3 separate regions of the Homo sapiens genome follow, and regions 1 and 3 are each linked to region 2. A link is a contact called in ENCODE Hi-C or POLR2A ChIA-PET data. All regions are on one chromosome and are shown on one strand. Each heading gives the region's core, a stretch centred on a gene start or an enhancer-like site at or near the end of the contact. The rest is flanking DNA. Distances are from core to core; before and after follow the strand shown. Region 1 has its middle 19 kb from the start of CDH23. Region 2 has its middle 34 kb from the start of DNAJB12. Region 3 overlaps CDH23 (cadherin related 23).

Evidence for each region. Hi-C counts contacts between places; a loop is a spot of excess contacts on that map. ChIA-PET counts read pairs that join two places held with the same protein, here RNA polymerase II (POLR2A). Pooled maps may share reads with other maps.
Region 1: a map of CD14-positive monocyte shows a loop between it and region 2 (8-fold over the local background). The contact joins two enhancer-like sites. A Hi-C loop is called at or near these places in 1 of 168 maps with a recorded cell type or tissue (CD14-positive monocyte), 1 of 37 single-sample maps with no recorded cell type and 3 of 50 pooled maps.
Region 3: a pooled map shows a loop between it and region 2 (3-fold over the local background). The contact joins two enhancer-like sites. A Hi-C loop is called at or near these places in 1 of 37 single-sample maps with no recorded cell type and 3 of 50 pooled maps. POLR2A ChIA-PET finds 5 or more read pairs at or near these places in 1 of 52 experiments (PC-9).

What each region holds. Positions count from the first base shown.
Region 1 is chr10:71,376,084-71,378,933 of GRCh38, forward strand. It overlaps a transcript of SLC29A3 not described here. Among named protein-coding and RNA genes, the nearest start is that of CDH23, 19 kb to the right of the region's middle. RefSeq lists enhancers at 544-1,104, 1,160-1,309 and a silencer at 1,440-1,509. Within about 2 kb of position 1,393, at least 32 of the 41 ENCODE cell types and tissues checked have a DNase peak (open chromatin) inside an H3K27ac peak, as active enhancers do; they include CD14-positive monocyte, where a contact is called at or near this core.
Region 2 is chr10:72,319,152-72,322,144 of GRCh38, forward strand. No RefSeq gene overlaps it. Among named protein-coding and RNA genes, the nearest start is that of DNAJB12, 34 kb to the right of the region's middle. RefSeq lists a silencer at 334-893 and enhancers at 1,620-1,914, 1,664-2,083, 2,517-2,993. Within about 2 kb of position 1,645, at least 41 of the 41 ENCODE cell types and tissues checked have a DNase peak (open chromatin) inside an H3K27ac peak, as active enhancers do; they include CD14-positive monocyte, where a contact is called at or near this core.
Region 3 is chr10:71,696,365-71,699,534 of GRCh38, forward strand. The region is part of intron 22 of CDH23 (cadherin related 23); the gene reads left to right. Among named protein-coding and RNA genes, the nearest start is that of C10orf105, 22 kb to the right of the region's middle. Within about 2 kb of position 1,352, at least 3 of the 41 ENCODE cell types and tissues checked have a DNase peak (open chromatin) inside an H3K27ac peak, as active enhancers do.

The DNA.
Region 1 (2,850 bases), core at 143-2,642, 940 kb before region 2:
CTTGAACATTTTTAAGGACTTGAAACTCCAGGGAGTGGTGGAAACAAACTCCAGATTGTTCCTGTCCTAAGTAAACACGGCAATGTGTCTCTTACAAAGCTCTGACCACAGCCACTCTTTGATACTGATAGAACTATTGCTTATTGAAACTACTATGATGATTTGCCCACTAACCTCCACTGGGCCCTCAGTAGCTGCCAGGCACCTGGCTAAGACTGAACATCCTCTTGTCAATCCTCACAGGAAGACTTGAAGTGAAAATTGCAGGCTCTGGACTTGACTAGCCTGGGTTGGAAATCTGGCCCTGTAGAGCTGTGTCAGAGCAAATCAAATTCTTCCCTGAGCCTATTTCCTCATTCATTATACCCATTCTACTAAATGCATGTAATAACTATTATACCTCTTAGATTTCAACATTAGACCATTTATCAGGGGTAGGAAGTAAGCAACCAATAACAATGTCACTTATTATTCACTGTTGGTATTATCAGTACCAGAAGGGCAAAGAAGCTTCTGAAGTTTGTCAACCTTAAATAATAAGATATAGAAAATATGACTAGCTATAGAGTTTATTCAAGCCCAAAGCTTGAGGATGGCCACCCAGGAGCATAGATTCAAGTTTCCCTGAATGTATATGCTGAGTAGCAGCAATTAGAAGTGGGTTTTTGTTTCTGTGTTTTTTTGTTTTGTTTTGTTTTGAGATGGAGTCTCCCTTCGTTGCCCAGACTGGAATGCAGTGGTGTGATCTCAGCTTATTGCAAACTCCACCTCCTGGATTCAGGAGATTCTCCTGCCTCTGCCTCTGCCTCAGCCTCCCGAGTAGCTGGGATTACAGGCACCTGCCACCACGCCCGGCTAATTTTTATATTTTTAGTAGAGGCGAGGTTTCACCATGTTGCCCAGGCTGGTCTCGAACTCCTGACCTCAAGACCTCACCCTCCCAAAGTGCTGGGATTACAGGCGTGAGCCACCGCGCCCGGCCCTGTCTTTTCTCAAGGTCACTTGGCCCAGTGTCACAGAGCTGAACCAAGATGGTTAGGCTGAGGGATAGGTCCCGAAGTGCTCAGATCTCCGGGCCTCAAGGCCCAGGCTGGGGTGGCACGGCAGGGGCTGATGGGGAGGTGCCCAGGCCGCCGGCGGATGCTCCCGGAAGATGCTCTAAGCTGCCGCTCCAGGTATCCCCTGGGCTGAGGCTACCTGGAGACGCCCACGGCAGTGACACACCAAGCGGGGTATGGCGAATCGTCAGGTCCGCAAAACCACCCAGTTCAGCAACTCATGGCTATGCCGAGCCCGCCGCGCTCAGCTCGGCCAGAAACAGCTCCTAGAGCCAGGGACTGGACCGCCCCCGCTGGCCTCTGGCAGGCAAACAGCCACCGGCCACGAAATAGATGGCCGCGAGGGCTTCCGGGAGCCGCGGGGCAGGCCGGGAGCCGGGCCGCACAGCCAATGCCCGCGCGGGGGCCGTCGGTAGTTACCCGGCAACGAGGTGGACGCCCAGTAGAGGGAGCGGAGCCAGTAGGGCTGGAAGAACTGGCAAGAAAGCCCTAGAGAGAGGCGACCTGCCAATTTTGGAAGCGGCTTTTTGTTTTGTCCCCAGATCACTCATTCCTACCTGGTCTTGGAGGAAGATCGTCAAGGCAAATGATAAGAAACAGAAATAAACCAGGGGAACAAATAATGATAAAAAAGATACTCATATTTGTTGAGCACTTACTGTCGGCCTGGCTCTTTGCAAGGATTACTTAATTTGATCATCTGATTTTGCTGTCCCAAGTTGTAAATGAGAAAATAGGAGTTTAGACAGATTAAGCATCTTGGCCAAACTACCTCAAACTAGGGAGTGTCAGAGCTGGAATTTGAACTTGGGTGGGCATGAACTCAGGTGGCTTGAGTTCTTAATGAGTCAAACCGTGGACACTCATTTCAGTTCAGCAAACCTAAATCTGTGTTCCTACTAGGCCATGCAGGGCCAATCCAGGTTTTATGGGGTCTGAAGCTTAGACAATGTTGGGGGGGGGGGTCCTCTTTTGGAAAAAAGAATAAAAAATTACAAATATAAAGTTAGGTACAAAAATGAACTTAGAATGTAAAAAGAAATCATAACAAAATATTTTTGCTAATTTTACAAAAATATACGACCATATGAATGCATAGCTAGGGACTCAACGAAGCCGTCTTTGACCCTTAGCTTCCCTTGAAATCCTTCAGTCAGATGTCAAACTACCTTGCAAGCTTCTCTGCGGTTCTCCTCCCACCCTGTCTCCCAGCCAAAGGACCTGAGACCCTAGCAACAGGCTTAATAGGGCTTTTCTGGCCATAGGAGCGATTTTAGCCTGAGTCAACTTGAGTGCCAGAGGGTGAATGCCCTCAGAAGCAGCTCCCAAATACTGATGAACAGGGAGTTGGTGGATAAATTCCCTAGCTTCCTCATCCCTCAAGTGAGATCATGCTGAGACACTTTGTGGTTCTTAGGGTGTAGTCCCAAACCAGCAGCAAACTGTACCACTTGAGAACTAGTTAGAAATGCAAATTCTTAGCCTACTACTACCCTGTACCTACTGAATCTAAAATTGTAGGGGCTGGGGCCCAGTCATTGGTGTTTTAACAAGCCCTCCTAGTGAGTCTGTGCTGAAGTTTGAGAACGACTGTTCTGCTAGGCTGTTCCCCAGAGCTCCCTTATGGGCTTGAGCTCCCGTTGTCTACAATGGTAACCTGCTTGATAACACATCTTTTTTTGGTCTCCTTCCCTTTCTTGTCTCACTTCCTCATTCTTCAGCTGGAGCTTCCTGAATTCACTTCTAATAAACGACTTGCACTTTAATCCTTGTCTGGGATCAGCTTCTAGAG
Region 2 (2,993 bases), core at 395-2,894:
CAAGATCGTAGCTCACTGCAGCCTTGACCTCCTGGGCTAAAGGGGTCCTCCCGCCTCAGCCTACGGAGTAGCTGGGACTGAAGACTTGAAAATTAAATAAATTGCATTCTTGAAAATGCATGTTAACACGAATTTGTGGAGCACTTACTTACTAGTGCCAACTACGGTACCTGGCCTGGGAAATAGACCTGCCCCGGGAGGTAGACCTCCCCGAGGGCACTCCCAGTCCTGGAGCCCCCAAACTTCTTGAACTACAGAAATTCCCCTAGGACTCCCCTCCCCTGCCCCCCACTCCCCAAGTTGCTGAAAATCATGAGTAACAAAGCGGCCAGGAGTTTCCTGTCTTGCTGAGCTGGCTTACTCAATTTCCCTCGTTTGTCCGCTCAGACCAGACGGGGCAAAGGGCAGCCATCAAAGGTGTCTGGGACGAGCCCGGCGGGGTAATGGGCCGCTAGGGACTCAGTCTGGCCCGGGTCTCAGCCGGGGCAGAAGGCAGCCGGGCGAGGGCCGCGGGTGGGGGGCAGGGGGCCGGGGACAAGCAGCCCCGCCCAGGCCGGCGCGCTGTGTGCACAACGTGCAGGGCTGCGAAAGCGGATGCGGCCTGATGGGGCAATCGCTGGCAACGCGCCGCGGGTTGTCAGCGGGCGCTGGGGGGTGGGAGCCCGGCGCCGGCGGGCCCTGCCTCCAGCATTGGCCCCGCCCCCAGTTCCGCAGTCGTGGCTGGGTTTCGGGGAGGGCGCCCGGTGCGGGGGGCGCCCAGGGCCTGCGCACACGGGTAGGCCCGCGTGCCCAAGCCCCCTTGCAGCCCAGGCGCCCTGGCTCATTATCCATCCCGGCCACTGGCGTTCGGTTCCGCTCCTGTCGCACCACCCCCTCACTGCTCTGACAGATACCAGGAGCTGGTGCCAACCCGCAGACACACCTGGGCAGCCCCACGTGGGTATCGCACGCGCAGGGGCACATCTGCCCTGCCGGGTTTGGAGAGCAGTTGCAAGTCAGCCCCTGGAATGTGGTCCCGTGCCGGCTGGAGCAAGAACTGTGTAACCTCTCTGAGCCTCAGATAACTCATCTGTTAAATGGGGAGGATGATAGCATCACTGGGTTGTTGTCAGGATGAAATAAGATAGAGGCTATAGGGGCGGGTGTGGTGGCTCACTCCTGTAATACCAGCACTTTGGGAGGCCAAGGTGGGAGGATCCCTTGAGCCCAGGAAGTCAAGGCTGCAGTGAGCCAAGATCACGCCACTGCACTCCAGCCTGTGCGACAGTGTGAGACCTGGTCTCAAAAAAAAAAAAAAAAGGCTACAAAGTGTTATATCAGAGTCACTAGCACTCACCCAGTAAGTGATAGCCATGAAGATTCTTAAAGAGAAGGGAACTGGGAGCTACAAAGCCAGCTGGGCTCACAGGCTGCAACTGGGGCATGTCTGGGTTTCCGGCTTCTTTTTTCCTTCCCTGTATCATATTTATTTTTTCCTCAATATCACCCCTCATCTTTCACCCAGGGCCTGCAATATTCCTTCGTTCATTTGACACACATCGGTTGATATTTGTGCCTGCTGTGAGGCATTAAAAACTGCTTATCTGGCTGTGTGGCACCCGGGAACTTTCCCCAGGCCACACCAGCTACACCTGTGGCCTCCTCAGCCTGGGTTGCTGCCCTGAGTCACTGGAGTAGGTCACTTCCTCTCTCAGTCCCTCCATCTGTGCAATAGGGATAAGAGGCCTGGCTTCTCTCTAGTCTCCTGGGACTGTCAGGGGATGAGTCAGATAACGGTGGGGAAGGCGCAGAGAGGCAGAAAGCAGCTCTTACTAGAGCGGGGCCCATCTGGCTGATGCAAGGCTTGCACTTTGCATGTAACCCCAGCCGGTACAAACAGGGATGGCTCCGGGAAGCGTGAGGAGCAGGGGGAGCAGAGAAGTCCCCAACCCTACCCGACAGCCGGGGTGTGGGATCCAGACTGGCAGCTTAGGAGTCTGAGCAGCTGGGGCTCTGTCCAGGCTCTGCTTCCCCAGCTCTGCGAGCATGACAGCAGGTTCCTGACCCCTCTGATCCGGCTGCCTTTTCTGTCACTCAGGGGTTGCAGTACCTCCCTCACCTAGCTGAAGTTGGAAGTGAAGGTGGTAACTCCCAGAGGGAGTGGAGCCCTTCCGTGTTTCTGGGAGGGGTCTGAGGGCTGGCCGGGGGGGTCCGGGTGGGGGAGGTGGGACCAGACAGGAGGAAGGCAGCCCTGGCCAAAGGCTCAGCATATTCCATAGTCACCTCAGGCAGGGGGTTCTAGGGGCTCCTCCCAAAAGAGTCAGAGACCCCTGCACCCTCAGCCGACCCCAGGCATGACAGACCCCGCCTCATCCCACAGTGCACAAGGAGATCACACTCAGATCTGGGCCCCAGTCTGGCGTCTGCCCCAGGCCAGCTGCATGACCTTGGGCAGGTGATTGAATGTTTTTGGGTCTCCATTTTTCCACTTGTGAAATGGGGATAGCGATGCCTACTTTGTAAAGCTGTTGTGAGGCTGGGGGAAAATGAGAACGATATCAAGTGTTCACAGTAGAGGCCAGCACTGTTGTGAGCGGCAGCTCCTCTCCCTCCCCTCCCCTCCCCCTTTCCCTATCACAGGTGGGGCCAGGTGGAATGTCACAGTAAGTCCTTGGGATAGAAAGGTCTACTGACATATTCAAAGTGCCCCCGCCCCCAAGGTTTCTAGCCTGATACCATAAGCTTTGATGGCAAGAGCTCTGTTTGCTTGGGGACTTTATATGCATGATTGTATTTGACATATGACGAGGGCCATACGTGGCATCCATTATATAGATGGAAGCGGAGGCAGGAGAAGTCAAATAGCTTGTCTGGTCACATGGCTAGAAAGGGTGAGTGCCAGGATTTGAAACCAGGTCTTCCGGACTCCAGCTCATCCACCACACACCCCCTGCCTGCCTCTTGCTTTTGCCCTGGGTGTTCTCCTCTTTCCTGAGTGGCCTCTTATGATGTGG
Region 3 (3,170 bases), core at 102-2,601, 620 kb before region 2:
TGAGGGCTTCTCAGGAACTCTCTCCTCCTCACTGTAATCTCACAAGGCAGAGGGATTCCGTTGCCACTGCACTGTGGAGGAGACAGACTTAGAGCTTAAAGGCTTGCCCAAGGTCCCAAAGCTAGTAAAGGGTGCGGTCAGGACTCGAACCCTGGTCTGTCTGACTTGGAGACAAGGGATTAGAAACCACCTGGCCCAGTCCTTATTCCTCTGGGAGGGGGCACCCACACACCAGCTGACAGCCAGTCAGTGAACAATGTGGAAAGGAAGATAGGCATGACGGCCAATCCTTCCCTCCCTCTTTGTCCTTCCTTCCAGGTTGACCTCCTCTCCCATCCAGAGCCACTGCCAAGTATGGCTCTGGCACTGGAATAGGCACAGTGGAATAGGGCAGAGGTGAGGGATCTGGAATCTGCGATTTTTTTCAAAGCCCCGTAGAGGAATTCCTTCCAGCCCAGGGCCAGGTTTAGAAACCAGGACCCTCGCCCTTTGACACAGCTCTCTAGGCTCTTTGGTGGGTGCTCTCTGCTGCCGCCTTGTGGGCACTGCACTGGCCCAGGGTAACCTCCTCCCCACCCCAGCCAGGGATTCCAAGAGCTGGGGCTGGATCTCACCTCTGAACACCTTCTGGTCAACCCTCACCTTTCCCTTAGGTTTTTGGGAAATTCCTCCCAAAGGGGATTGAGGGGCAGGTGAGGAAGGTTGCTCTGGGAAAAGGGGGCTGCACAGGACACCAGCCTGGATTGCCGTTATCAAATAGTACACCCGGCAGACAAGGCGTGGGTGTGCCAGGTGAGGACTGCACACAGTCTTGGGCATCTGCAAGCTTTGGTCCCCCCGCCCTTCACCAGGTCTCCTGCCCTCCACATGTCCTTCTGAGCCATGAGCAGGCATGGACAATGGACCAAGGACCTGCTGCCCAGTGCCTCCTCACTTTCCAGGAAATCCACGAGCTATCAGGGAATGCCTACTGCATGCCAGGCCCCACGCTTGTCAGGCTGAGGGTACAGGAAGCAACACCAGGCCAGGTGCAGTGGCTCACGCCTGTAATCTCAGCACTTTGGGAGGCCAAGGCAGGCAGATCGCTTGAGCCCAGGAGTTTGAGACCAGTATGGGCAACATAGTAAGATCCCCACCCCCTTTATAAAATTTTTTTTAAGTAGCCAGGTGTGGTGGTGCACACCTGTGGTCCCAGATACTCAGGAGGCTAAGGCAAGATGATTTTTGAGCCTGGATGATAGAAGCTGCAGTGAGCCAAGATCACACCACTGCACTCCAGCCTGAGTGACAGAGTGAGACCCTGTCTCAAAAAAAAAAAGGAAGCTCCCGCCCTGCCTGCCTTTGGGGAGTGTCATGTCACTCTTCTATTCAAACCCCAGTGGTTCCCATCTCACCCTGTGCAAAAGCCAGAGCCCTTGCCAGACCTACAAAACCCGCAGGGTCTGCCCCATTGTCACCCCTGAGGAGTCAGCCGCATCATCCCTATCTGTAGTACAGAGCGGGTGTGGCTGTTCCACCGCTGGCGTCAGGTGGGCACAGGCTGGAGATTTTTGGTGCCCCAGGGTAGTATTTGAGACCTGAAAAATAAATGTGATGACCTGAAAGTTCAAAGATAAAAGGGCAAAATCAAAATTAAAACTTGTTATATGAAACATCTATCAGATGAAAGATGGCAGCTTTAGTAACTATGAAATTTAGTGTTTGTGAAAATTTCATTACATTCGAGGACAAATTGGAGGTTAGATTTTTCTAGAATTCTTGAAAATTTTCCAGAATTTTCTGGAATTCCCAGTTACGTATGATGATTGCCAGGAAATCAGAAATCAAGAAGCTTATATGTTAGTCAAGTTTGTCATAGCCAAATATTTTGAAAAGGAAGTTATAAAAATTATTTCCAATTTTATAGCCATAAAATGTATATATGCATACATATGTATATACATGGGTATGTCTCATTACCTTGGAGAGGACCCCCTGGAGACTTCTAGGGCCTCACAGTGCCCCAGGTTGAGGTAGGGTCTGTGGCCAAAGTGTGAGGTGAGGTGGCTACAGAGGGAATAGCTAACAGAGTTTCAGGTGACAGAAGGAGGAGGTGATATTTGAACAGGGGCTGGCCCACCACCTGACTCATCTCCCACCCCACCCTTCCCACACCCACCGCACACACCCACGCCCACAACCACCACCCATCCCCAACACACAGGCCTTTCGTTTCCCTGCACCCACTCAACTCTCCCCCAGCTCAGAGCCTTTGCACGAGCCCTTTCCTCCCTGACCCCTGCTCTTTTCATAGGTAGCTCATTCTGTTTCATCTGTCCCAGCTTAAAACGTCAGCTGTCTTAGAGAGGCCCTGCCTGACTACTGTCTAAAGTAGCTCTGACCCCTCTCCAAATTCTGTTTCCTGCAGAGCTGGACCCACAATCTGTGCTTATTTGTTTTGTAGGCTATTTGCTTATTAAGAGGCACGTGGTTTAGTGATTAAGCAGGCAGCCTCTGGTACCAAAATGCCCAAGTTCTCACTCTAGCTACACCACTTACCAGCTGTGTGACCTTGGGCAAGTTGCTTAACCTCTCTGTGCTCCAGTTCTTCTCATCTAAAAAATAGGGCTAGTAAGAGTCCCCACCCGATAGAACTGTGATCAGCGCTTACTGAGCCAAGACATAGGAAGCACTGGCACATGGGGAGTGGTCGGTAAATGGTAGCTGTCACCATCATCACTATCATTACCATCATCTGCTTCCTTTGCTGGAATCGCACTTGTCTTGTTCACTGTCAAACCATACTGCCTAGCACAGTTCCAGGCACATTGTAGGTGTTCAAAATATTTCAAAATATGTGTTGTTGAGGACTGATACAGCTGGTGAATATCTTACCTTTCCTTTCCCCTACCCCCTAGCTCAGCCAGGAGGTGGCTGGGTCTTCCTTGTCGGAGGTAGACTAGGGCGTATGGCCCAAGACTCTCTCAAGAGCCCTCTCTAGACATGGCATGGGCCACAGCACCTGGAGTCGGAGGCACAAGGCAACCCCAGTGATTTTCAGAGCTTGCATGCAGACAAGTGTCTTCCCACATGTGGCTTCATTTGGGTGCATTTGGAATTGGTGCAGTGTGTGCATCTGCATGCACTGGGTATGGCCTGGCATGCAGGCACTGAGGATGTCCACCTGCACT